2 separate regions of the Homo sapiens genome follow, and region 2 is linked to region 1. Evidence: read pairs that join two places in POLR2A ChIA-PET (ENCODE). Cell type or tissue: PC-9. All regions are shown on one strand. Links, peaks and the distances in the headings refer to the core of each region. The heading gives the core; the rest is flanking DNA.

Region 1 (7,717 bases), core at 1,699-6,698:
TAGGTAATGAATACCAGTACTTGGACAAAGGCTGCCGTTCCTCAAACTCCTTCGTGTGCAGAGCTGACTAGTGGTGTTGAAGTGGGATTCACCGGAGCAAAGGAATTGCAATCCAGTTTCTTTTGCTTCTGAGGTTCTCTCTGATGGGCAGGAGTGGCCCCGAGGGACACCTGAAGGCAGAAAAGGAAGCCTAGTGCTGTCACGTGGGAACTTAGTCTCAAGGGGGACAGAGGAGGAGAACGGAGGAAAACCTGGTTTTGAACGCAACATGTGTCTGGAAGTTCTACCTCCTTCACTTTCCCTGTTATTGTGTCTAGCTTGGTGATTGGGGCCTGAAGTCATTCAAGAATGTAAATCAAAGGACTCTAACCTTGCGGACCTCAGTTGGGGTTCCACTGGGGCCAGTGCAAAGGGAAAAGGAGGCAACAGACTGTGCAAGACTATTGTTCAACAGCAACACCTTGTGGCAGCCACAGAAATAACAGCAGCCTTGGTGTCATCCATCGTACCATCTGGTCCTCTCTCTGTGTGATGTTGGAAAGGGTGATCGGCCCTATAGACTGAGAAGGTGCTCAGGGTCATGGACAACTTGAGGGCAATGTCAAGAGGCACCCAGTGGGCACATATGGTATCCATGGGAATAATTAAGGAGAAGTGACTCTAGTAAGACCATTGCACCCTTCCTTTTTCAGGAACAGCACCTTAGATTTTTCTGGGAGGAACTTCCCTGTCTTGCTTTTGGTTCCTGAAGTCCAGGCAGGGTCAGCTTCAACCTGGGAACCAGGGAGGGAGGCTGTGACCCAGTGCAACCCTACCCCTATGATCGTGAGGTCACTTTTTTTTTTTTTTTTTTTTTTTAAGGCTGAGTCCTGCTCTGTCACCCAGGCTGGAATGCAGTGGCATGATCTCAGCTCACTGCAACCTCTGCCTCCTGGGTTCAAGTGATTCTCCTGGCAAGTAGCTGGATTACAGTGCCCACCACCACACCAAGCTAATTTTTTTGTATTTTTAGTAGAGATGGGGTTTTGCCATGTTGGCCAGGCTGATCTTGAACTCCTGACCTCAGGTGATTAGCCCACCTTGGCCTCCCAAAGTGCTGGGATTACAAGCGTGAGCCACCACACCTGGCCTTGAGGTCACCTTTGCATGCGAAGGCTGTATACTGCTAACACCTGTGACATCTCCTGTCTGATGGTGTCCTGCTGGCTGTTGGAGGCCATTTGGTCCTGTGCAAGCCAGGCCAGAGGGCAGGAGAGCTAATGCAGCTTTCCACCTTTACAGATGGGGAGTGGGTGGATCAATACTTCAGCTCCCTGACCCATCTGTTGGGATAACTCCAAGCAGGTTCTGTACCTCCCAGAGGTTCCCAGTGGGACCGAGCCCCAGTTTCCCGCACATTCACCTGCTCATTAACACCCCTTGTGTTGGCTCTTTCCCTCCCTTGTCTCACTTTCCTCTCCCCTCCCAGTGATTCCTGGAATGCTTTTTTTTTTTTTTTTTTTTTTTTTTTTGAGATGGAGTTTTGCTGGAGTGCAATGGCATGATCTCGGCTCACCACAACTTCTGCCTCCCAGGTTCAAGTGATTCTCCTGCCTCAGCCTCCCAAGTAGCTGGGATTACAGGCACGCACCACCACATCCGGCTAATTTTTGTATTTTTAGTAAAGACAGGGTTTCTCCATGTTCGTCAGGCTGGTCTCAAACTCCCGACCTCAGATGATCCACCCGCCTCGGCCTCCCAAAGTGCTGGGATTACAGGTGTGAGCCACTGCACCTGGCCCGGAATGCTTTCTTCTAGATAAACTCCTTGCCCCACAAATCCTTGCCTTAAAGTCTCTTTCTAGGGAGGTCCAATCAAAGATACCCAGGGCTGGCCAATCAGAGGATGCTACACCTCTGGCCTCAGTGATTATCTCAGGGCCATGACCCATGTTGTCCCAATCAGAGAGAACTCCTAAATATTTGGTGGACTTGTGGGTGAAGTCCTGCTGTGGGGTAAGAAGACACATTTTCCTCAGGGGTTGCTGAGCTGATAAATGCCTTGTCCTCCTAGGACCCATCTGATCACCACGTGGAAAAGCCTCCTGTGAATGAAGTTAATTCAGAAGAAAGCAGATGGTCTTGACATGGCTTCAGCACCTGGATCAAACCGTGCCTGAAGGCATACTATTATTTACAATAGCTCCCTTTTTGCTGAAGTCAATTGAAATCAAGTGTTTCTGTTTGTTCTTTGTTTTTGTGACTTTTAGAGTCCTGGCTATTGAAGAGCTGGTAAAGGTGGTCTCGTGGGCACTATATGAGTTTGTTAGGGCTGCCAAAAAGAAGTACAAAGGCTGGTTGGCTTAAACAATAGAAATGTGTTGTCTCACAACTCTGGAGGCTGGAAGACACCTGAGACAAGGTGTTGACAGGGCTGATCTCTTCTGAGGTCTCTCTTCTTGGCTTTTCAATGGCCACATTTTTCCTGTGTCCTCACATTGTCTTCCCTCTGTGTGTGTCTGTGTCCTCATCTGCTCTCTCTCTATTTTTTTTTTTTTTTTTTTGAGACAGAGTTTCACTCTTGTTGCCCAGGCTGGAGTGCAATGCCGCAATCTCGGCTCACTACAACCTCTACCTCCCACATTCAAGCCATTCTCCTCCCTCAGCCTCCCGAGTAGCTGGGATTACAGGCATGTGCCACCATACCCCGCTAATTTTGTATTTTCTTTCTTTTTTTTTTTTTTTTTTTTGAGACGGAGTCTCACTCTGTCGCCCAGGCTGGAGTGCAGTGGCCCAATCTCGACTCACTGCAAGCTCCACCTCCCAGGTTCACGCCATTCTCCTGCCTCAGCCTCCCTAGTAGCTGGAACTACAGGCATGCACCACCACGCCCAGCTAATTTTTGGATTTTAGTAGATACGGGGTTTCACCATGTTGGCCAGGCTGGTCTTGAACTCCTGACCTCAGGCAATCCACCTGCCTTGGCATCCCAAACCTTCCTTCTTTTCTTGAGACAGGGTCTCGCTCTGTTGCCTAGGCTGGAGTGCAGTAGGACGATCACAGCTCATTGCAGCCTTAGCCTCCCAAGCTCAAGCAATTCTCCTGCCTCAGCCTCCCAAGTAGCTGGGACTACAGGTGCAGGCCACCGTGCCCTGCTAGTTTTTTTGTAGGAACATGGGTCTGGCTATGCTGCCCGGGCTGGCCTCGAACTCCTGAGCTCAAGCAATCCTCCCACTTCGGCCTCTCAAAGTGCTGGGATTTCAGGCGTGAGCCACGGCACCCGGCCTTGCGTGTCTCCATGGTGGCCTGGGCTGCCCTTCCTCACCTCGGCAGTCCTTAAACGATTTCTGCACCATCATTTTCAGGACGCTCTGCAGTGTCGCTCAGTCTTTTTGCACCAGGAAGCTGGAGAGCGACCCGGAGTGGGAGGGATAAAGGACGCCGAGGCGGAGGTGAGAGGATGGCAGAGCGACGGATGGGGCGACATTGATCATCTGCACAGCCCTGGGCCTCTGTGGCCACGTGGCTGGTGGCTTTTGCAGAGACACTTCGCATTGCAGACTCAGCACTTGGCTCATCTTCCCGGACCGCCACCAGCCTCTGCCGAAAAGAAAAAAAAAGCGTGCTGAGCCCCTGAAACCGCCAAATAACCCGAGCAGGGTCTCGATGAGTGGCCTCTGTAGATCATCCGCAAAGCCCTGGTTTCTTCCCAGAGGCAGGGAAGGCAGTGGACGGCAGCCAGGGGAACTTGGGTTCAAATTCTAGCTCTGCCGCCCACTGGGTGACCTTGGACACGCCCTTCAACCTCTCTGAGCTCTCTCCTTTGTAAAATGCTTTTCCAGAGGAGTCAGCTAGGGCGTGAATTCTGGAGACTGATCAACAAATAGGTGCTCAGTGAAGGATAGTAGCCATACAACCATAATAGTAATTATACAAATCACAAGTAGTTACAAATACAAAAATACAAATACAAATACAAAAAAAAGATCCACGGGCTTTGCGATCACATGTGCATACATTTAAATTCCAACTTCGGAATTTATGGAGCAAGAGGGATCATTGGCAAGTTGTTCAGTCACTGAGTCTCAATGTTTTGATCAGTGCATTAGGTACAGTGGTATTTTCTTCCCTGGTGGAGCCTGTGAGGAGGAGCTGGGGAGGCAAAGAGGGTCAAGTGTATGACTCCACGCTCAGGGTGTAATCAATGCCCAATGCATGAAAGTGCATAATCTCAGCACTTTGGGAGGCCAAGTTGGGAGGATCGCTTGAGCTCAGGAGTTCAAGACCAGCCTGGGCAACATGGTGAAACCCTGTCTACAAAAAATACAAAAAAACCGGGCCAGGCGCAGTGGCTCATGCCTGTAGTTCCGGTTACTCAGGAGGGTGAGGCAGGAGAATGGCATGAACCCGGGAGGCGGAGCTTGCAGTGAGCCGACATCGCACCACTGCACTCCAGCCTGGGCGACAGAGTGAGACTCTGTCTCAAAAACAAAAAACAAAAAACAAAAAAACAGAAAAAACAAAAAACAAAAACAAAAAACCTAATTAGTGGCCGGGCGCGGTGGCTCACACCTATAATCCCAGCACTTTGGGAGGCCAAGGCGGGTGGATCACTTGAGGTCAGGAGTTCAAGACCAGCCTGGCCAACATGGTGAAACCCTGTCTCTACTAAAAATGCAAAAATTGGCCAGGCATGGTAACACACGCCTGTAATCGCGGCTACTTGGGAGGCTGAGACAGGATAATCGCTTGAACCCGGGAGGTGGAGGCGGCAGTGAGCCAAGATCGCACCACTACACTCCAGCCTGGGCCACAGAACAAGCTGTAGGACGTGGTGCTGTCTGCCTGGTGGTTCAAGTCAGCTGTTGTAGTTGGCAGAATAATGATCCCCCAAAGATGTCCACATCCTAATCTTAGACCCCATGAATGTGATTCAATGGCAAAGGAGAATTAGGGTTGCAGGTGGAATGAAGGTTGCCAGGCAGCTAGTGATGAGAGAGAAAGATATTATTCTGGAGTACCTGGTGGGCCCAAATCATCGCAAGGGTCTTTTAAAGTGGAAGACAGAGGCAGAAGAGAGAGAATCAGATAGCAACACAGGAAGGACCAGGCCTGGCCGGGCGCGGTAGCTCACGCCTGTAATCCCAGCATTTTGGGAGGCCGAGGCGGGAGGATCACTTGAGGTCAGGAGTTCAAGGCCAGCCTGGCCAACATGGTGAAACCCCATCTCTACTAAAAATACAAAAATTAGCCAGGTGTGGTGACGGGCGCCTGTAATCTCAGCTACTCGGGAGGCTGAGGCAGGAGAATCACTTGAACCCGGGAGGCAGAGGTTGCAGTTAGCAGAGATGGCGCCACTGCACTCCAGCCTGGGCTCCACCTCCACCTCTCAGGTTCAAGAGATTCTCCTGCTTCAGCCTCCTGAATAGCTGGGATTACAGACATGTACCACCACGTCCGGCTAATTTTTTGCATTTTTAGTAGAGACGGGGTTTCACCATGTTAGTCGGGCTGGTCTCAAACTCCTGACTTCAAATGATCCACCCACCTCGGCCGGATCCCAATCTCAAAGTGTCGGGATTACAGGCATGAGCCACCGCGCCCGGCCTGCAGGCTCCTCTTTAGCTGTCTTCCTGCCTTACAGGGTGAGACTCTGTCTCAAACAAACAAACAAACAAAAAAACCAAAGAAGGACTAGACCAGCCACTGCTGGCTGTGAAGGTGGAGGAGGGGGCCCTGAGCCAAGGGATGCGGATGTCTCTAGACGCTGGGAAAGGTGGGAATTGGATTCTCCCCTGGAGAGTAAGATCTAGTGGGATCAGGAAGAGGCACAAAGAGACAGTTCCAACCTCCACAACTTTGCATTTGTGATGCCATGTCCTTCCAATCCCAGCTGCAGCTACGCCTCCTCCAGGAAGCCTCCCTGGGTCCCACCGTCCTTGTGGCCCTGTCGTGTCCTGCAACGGAGAGCTCAGAGGGTCTGGGGACTGTCGCAGGTCCCTCCCCCTTTTCCAGGTGCACTGCTATCATGATTATACGTCACTCTAGAAAAAACTGATTACATTGCAACCTGACCTTCTCCCTGTCTGCGGGGCCCATTACCACGTCAATCAGATGGCTCAGAGAAGGAAAAATTATTTTATCTTTAACAATACTTAAAACTGCTCAGCAGGGCCATCTTGGGGACTGGGCGTTGGCAGCTGTGGGTAGGTGCTCTGGGTCTCTGCATCCTACAGGCTCCCCTTTATTTATTTATTTATTTATTTATTTATTTATTTATTTTTGAGACGGAGTCTCGCTCTGTCGCCCAGGCTGGAGTGCAGTGGCATGATGTCAGCTCACTGCAACCTCCACCTCCCAGGCTCAAGAGATTCTCCTGCTTCAGCCTCCTGAATAGCTGGGATTACAGGCATGCACCACCACGCCTGGCTAATTTTTTGCATTTTTAGTAGAGATGGGTTTTCACCATGTTGGTCGGGTTAGTCTCAAACTCCTGACTTCAAATGATCCACCCACCTTGGTCAGATCCCAATCTCAATGTGTCGGGATTACAGGCATGAGCCACCGCGCCCGGCCTGCAGGCTCCTCTTTAGCTGTCTCCCTGCCTTACAGAAAAGTCTGGAACCTTCTGATTTGCAAACTGAATTCCCACCCTCCTGGGCCACCCCATCCGCAAAGGGGGCTCGCCCTTCCGGAACCAGCCCAGATCCCTCTCTCTTGTCTCTCTCTTTGTCTCTCTGTCTTTGCCTCTGTCTCTCTCTTTGTTGGCACTGGGGAGACCCAAGAATCGAGTGCTCATGGGCTGGTGGGTATCCACAAATCATTTCCTCAGCCTGAGCACCGCGTGATGGAGGGGCCACCATCACACCCATTGTGCAGTGTGGAGACCGAGGTCCAGAGACACAAAGCCCTGTTTCTGTTTCTTTTTTTTTTTCTTTTTCCTTTTTTTTTTTTTTTTGAGATGGAGTCTCGCTCTGTTGCCCAGGCTGGAGTGCAGTGGCGCAACCTTGGCTCACTGCAAGTTCTACCTCCCAGGTTCACGCCATTTTCCTGCCTCAGCCTCCCGAGTAGCTGGGACTACAGGTGCCCGCCACCAAGCCTGGCTAATTTTTTTTTTTTTTTGTATTTTTAGTAAAGACGTGTTTTCACTGTGTTAGCCAGGATGGTCTTGATCTCCTGACCTTGTGATCCACCTGCCTCAGCCTCCCTAAGAGCTGGGATTACAGGCGTGAGCCACCGTGCCCGACCCCTCTTGCCTCAATTTTCCCATCAGGTGAATGGGAGTCAGTCTCGTCCCTTACGGGCTGTTGGGAGCTGGAGTCCTGCCCGTCACAGAAGGATTGTGAGGTAAGATACAGGACACCCAGTTCAACTTGAATTTCAAATAAACAGAAAATACTTTTTTAAGAAAAAAAAAAAAAAAGTCTGAGTATACCCCAAATATTGCATGGGCTATACTTATACTAAAAACTCACTTGTTGTTTGGCTGAAACTCAGATTGAACCCGGCATTCTGTATTTTTTTTTTTTTCTTTCAGACGGAGTCTCACTCTGTCGCCCAGGCTGGTGTGCAATGGTGCGATCTTGGCTCAATGCAACCTCCACCTCCTGGGTTTAAGCAATTCTCCTGCCTCAGCCTCCTGAGCAGCTGGGATTACAAGCACACACCACCATGCCCGGCTAATTTTTGTATTTTTAGTAAAGGCAGGGTTTCACCATGTTGGCCCGGCTGGTCTTGAA
Region 2 (5,000 bases), core at 1-5,000, 650 kb after region 1:
TTTGTATTTTTAGTAGAGACGGGGTTTTGCCATGTTGGCCAGGCTGGTCTCCACCTCCTGACCTCAGGTGATCCTCCTGCCTCGGCCTCCCAAAGTGCTGGGATTAGAGGTGTGACCCACCACATCTGGCCCATGTGAGTTACATTTAAATCTCTTTTTTTTTTTTTTTTGAGACAGAGTTTCGCTCCTGTTGCCCAGGCTGGAGTGCAGCGGCGCGATCTCGGCTCACTGCAACTTCCGCTTCCCGGGTTCAAGTAACTCTCCTGCCTCAGCCTCCTGAATAGCTGGGATTACAGGCATTCGCCACCATGCCTGGCTAATTTTATATTTTTAGTAGAGATGGGGTTTCTCCATGTTGGTCAGGCTGGTCTCGAACTCCTGACCTCAGGTGATCCACCCGCCTTGGCCTCCCAAAGTGCTGGGATTACAGGCGTGAGCCACCGCACCCGGCCTTTAAATCTCATTCTTTAGCCACTGCATTGGGATACACTTATTTTTGTTTTTGTGTTTTGAGACGGAGTCTCACTCTGTTGCCCAGGCTGGAGTGCAGTGGCGCGATCTCACCTCACTGCAACCTCCGCCTCCTGGGTTCAAGCGATTCTCCTGCCTCAGCCTCCTGAGTAGCTGGGATTACAGGCGCCCACCATCATGCCTGGCTAATGTTTGTATTTTTAGTAGAGACGGGGTTTCACTATGTTGGCCAGGCTGGACTCGAACTCCTGACCTCGTGTTCCACCCACCTCGGCCTCCCAAAGTGCTGGGATTACAGGCGTGAGCCACTGTGTCTGGCCACACTTGTTGTTTTCTTATTCCCCTTTTGCTGGGCATCCAGGTTGTTTCCAGTGTCATGTTGTGGCCAGTAAGTCCACACAGCTCTGCTCATGTGGAAACACAGGTGTGGGTTCTTCCCCGAAGTGAGGTTTCTGGGTCAAGGGGAAGATGGCTCTTGGAACTTGACAGCTATTGGCAAATTGTCCTCTACAGAGGTTTTAGGTCATACCTGGCTTGCTGGAGTACAGGTGAGCCCTGAAGGGACTGTTCCCAAGCCTTGCTTCCTGACGTGTGTCCCAGGGACCAGCTGCATCAACACTGCCTGGGAGCCTTTTAGAAATGCAGGGTCAGGGCCGGGCATGGTGGCTCACTCCTGTAATCCCAGAACTTTGGGAGTCCAAGGCAAGAGGATTGTTTGAGACCAGGAATTCGAGACCAGCCTGGGCAACATAGCAAGATACCATTGGCCAGGCACAATGGCTCACACCTATAATCCCAGCACTTTGGGAGGCCGAGGCGGGCGGATCACGAGGTCAGGAGATCAAGACCATCCTGGCCAACATGGTGAAAACCCGTTTCTACTAAAAAAATACAAAAAATTGGCCAGGTGTAGTGGCACACGCCTGTAGTCCCAGCTACTGGGAAGGCTGAGGCAGGGGAATTGCTTGAACGTGGGAGGTGGAGGTTACAGTGAGCCGAGATCGTGCCACTGCACTCCAGCCTGGCGACAGAGCAAGACTCTGTCTCAAAAAAAAAAAAAAAAGATAACATCTCTACCCAAAAAGAAAAAATTAAGTAGGCGTGGTGGTGTGTGCCTATAGTCCTAGTTACTTGGGAAGCTGAGGCAGGAGGATCCCTTAAGCCCAGGAGTTAGAGGCTGCAGTGAGCTGTGATTGTACCACTGTACTCCAGCCTGGGTGACAGAGCAAGACCCTGTCTTTAATGAGAAAAAAAAAAAAGAAAGGATCAGGTGTGGTGGCTCACACCTGTAATCCCAGCACTTTGGGAGGCCAAGGTGGGTGGAACACAAGGTCAGGAGTTCAAGACTAGCCAGGCCAATATGGTGAAACCCCGTCTCTACTAAAAATACAAAAATTAGCTGGGCGTGGTGGTGGGTGCCTGTAATCCAGCTACTCGGGAGGCTAAGGCAGGAGAATTGCTTGAAACCAGGAGGCGGAGGTTGCAGTGAGCCCAGGTTGCCCCACTGCACTCCATCCTGGGCGACAGAGTGAGACTGTCTCCAAAGAAAATAAAGAAAAAAAAAAAGAAATAGGGGGCCAGGTGAGCCCCATCCCGAAGCTTTAGAATCAGCACTTGCTATTGAACAAAGTCCAGAGGTCACTCTTGTGCCTGCTAAGGACTGAAAGACACAGCTGTAAGTCATGGGCAGGTGTGAACCCTGTCTTCCAGCTGCAGCGTGGGCCTGGACTTTCTCCTGGAAGGTGGGGCCAGGCAGGCTGTACCTGACTGTTCCTCTCTCCTCAGCGTCTGCTGCAGAGACCATGTCTGCCGACGGGGCAGAGGCTGATGGCAGCACCCAGGTGACAGTGGAAGAACCGGTACAGCAGGTGAGGAAGGGCCGGGACCAGGGACTGCCCCGACCCTGTGATTCCCGTGCAAGGAGGCTTCCCACCCCAGGGTGCCCTGGCAGGGAGCCAGGGATCTGCCGGCAGCTCACGGAGCCAGAGGGATTTATTCCTCAGTGGGGTATGGACCACTCACTGGTGTCCCCAGTTGGGAGGGGGGAATCTCAAAGGCCCTTGGAGGGCCTGAGGGAGCAGGGTTCTGTCTGAAACTACCTGCCCTCCCCAACCCCTGAGCCAAATCATCCTCACCTCTGAAGGCTCTCTCAGGGACGTCCTAGGAGGCCAGTTTCTATTCCAGATCTCTCATCCTCAGGTGATTTTATTTTATGTATATATTTTTGAGATGGAACCTTGCTGTGTCGCCCAGCCTGGAGTGCAGTGGTGACATCTTGGCTCACTGCAACCTCTGCCTCCTGGGTTCAAGCAATTCTCCTGCCTCAGCCTCCCAAGTAGCTGGGGTAACAGGCATGTGCCACCACGCCCGGCTAATTTTTGTATTTTTAGTAGAGACGGAGTTTCACCATGTTGGCCAGGCTAGTCTCAAACTCCTGACCCAAAGTGACCCACCCGCCTCGGTCTCCCAAAGTGCTCGGATTACAGGCGTGAGCCACTGCTCCTGGCCCCAAAAATAATTAAAATTTAAAAATCAAGTGGTGCGCTGGCTGTGACCCATGGGCTGTGGTCTACAGCCCCCGGTTTAGACCCTAACTGCCATGAGAATGGAACTGTTGTCCCTTATCACCACCTGGCACATCGCTGGGATAAAGTGCAGGCTCATGTAAATAGCCTGTGTTCAAGGAAGCACGTGGGCTGAGTGCGGTGGCTCACGCCTGTAATCCCAGCACTTTGGGAGGCTGAGGTGGGCGAATCACGAGGTCAGGAGTTCAAGACCAGCCTGGCCAACATGGTGAAACCCCATCTCTACTAAAAATACAAAAAAATTAGCTGGGCGTGGTGGCACCCGTAATCCCAGCTACTCAGGAGGATGAGGCAGGAGAATCGTTTGAACCTGGGAGGTGGAGGTTGCAGTGAGCTGAGATCGCATCAGTGCACTCCAGCCCGGGCAACAGTGCAAGACTCCGTTTCAAAAATAAAATAAAAATAAAGGAAGCACGTGGCGAAACCCCAAGGTTCCTGGCTTGTGCAACTGCCTGGATGCAAAGTGTGGGTAAACTGAGCCGTTTCACTGGCCAGGAGTAAGAGCAAAACTGCAGGGCACCCTGAGTTTCCGGCTGAGCTCCCCATCTTCCCCCACCCAGTTTGCCTGAGCCACTTCTCTCCTGTAGCCCAGTGTGGTGGACCGTGTGGCCAGCATGCCTCTGATCAGCTCCACCTGCGACATGGTGTCCGCAGCCTATGCCTCCACCAAGGAGAGCTACCCGCACATCAAGACTGTCTGCGACGCAGCAGAGAAGGGAGTGAGGACCCTCACGGCGGCTGCTGTCAGCGGGGCTCAGCCGATCCTCTCCAAGCTGGAGCCCCAGAGTGGGTGAAGTCCCAGGGGGCACTGAATTCCCCTCCTGGTCATTTCCCTGGGTGGGGAGTAGGGGGGTCTACCCAGCTCTTGGTCCTGTCCCCCTGAACCATTACTAGGTGACCTTCCAGCAGTCACATTTGCGTCTTAATTGTTGTTGGCAGTTGCATCAGCCAGCGAATACGCCCACAGGGGGCTGGACAAGTTGGAGGAGAACCTCCCCATCCTGCAGCAGCCCACGGAGAAGGTAACGATGTCCGTCCTCAGGGGCTCTGTCGAGACAGGGACCTACCTGGGTGTGGAGTGCGCTGGTCCCAGCTTAACTAGACAAGCTTGATGGCATCCTCCCTGCTGCCTCTCCTGTCGGTTCCCATCCCCACCCCGAATCCACTCCCCACAGGGTAGCTGGAGGAATAATTGCAAAGCCAGCCAGATTACAGGCGCCTGCAACCATGCCCATCTAGTTTTTGTATTTTTAGTAGAGATGGGGTTTCACCATGTTGGCCGGGCTGGTCTCGAACTCCTGACCTCAGGTGATCCAGCTGCCTCAGCCTCTCAAAGTGCTGGGATTATAGGAATGAGCCACGGTGCCCAGCCCACTTGTTTTTATAATAAAGTTTTATTGGCACACAGCCATGCCCATTTATTTACATATTGTCTATGACTGCTTTCACCCTACAATGGCAAGGTTGAGTAGTTGTGACAGAGACTGTGACCCACAGTACTGAAAATCTTAGTTACGTGGCCCTTTACACAGAATGTTGCCACCTCCATAACTTATTAGTCAGAAAAGGTTGGCGGCAGGAAAGTCAAAACATCAAAACACCATGTTCCTGGCCGGGCGCGGTGGCTCATGCCTGTAATCCCAGCACTTTGGGAGGCCAAGGCGGGAGGATCACCTGAGGTTGGGAGTTTGAGACCAGCCTGACCAACATGGAGAAACCCCGTCTCTACTAAAAATACAAAATTTATCTGGGTGTGGTAGCGGGTGCCTGTAATCCCAGCTACTCGGGAGGCTGAGGCAGGAGAATTTCTTGAACCCTGGAGGCGGAGGTTGCAGTGATCCGAGATCATGCCATTGCACTCTAGCCTGGGCAGCAAGAGTGAAACTCCATCTCAAAAAAAAAAAAAAAAACCAAAAAAACACCATATTCTGGCCAGGCGCGGTG

Evidence for each region. Peaks named below come from ENCODE experiments on the same cell type or tissue, not always from the same donor. Only the 100,000 strongest peaks of a DNase experiment are listed, where the experiment ranks them.
Region 2: POLR2A ChIA-PET joins it to region 1 with 5 read pairs; 1 of 35 experiments calls an interaction of 5 or more read pairs at or near these places.

Annotation. Positions count from the first base shown.
Region 1 is chr19:5,508,651-5,516,367 of GRCh38, reverse strand. No RefSeq gene overlaps it. Among named protein-coding and RNA genes, the nearest start is that of TINCR, 55 kb to the left of the region's middle. RefSeq lists an enhancer at 2,939-3,438. In PC-9, for the core only: no CTCF peak of the experiment used is centred there; a DNase peak (open chromatin) is centred at 4,327.
Region 2 is chr19:4,858,668-4,863,667 of GRCh38, reverse strand. PLIN3 (perilipin 3) reads left to right here. Exons shown (of 8, transcript NM_005817.5): 2 at 2,257-2,339; 3 at 3,644-3,842; 4 at 3,996-4,078. The coding sequence starts at 2,274. Among named protein-coding and RNA genes, the nearest start is that of PLIN3, 6.5 kb to the left of the region's middle. In PC-9, for the core only: no CTCF peak of the experiment used is centred there; a DNase peak (open chromatin) is centred at 2,297.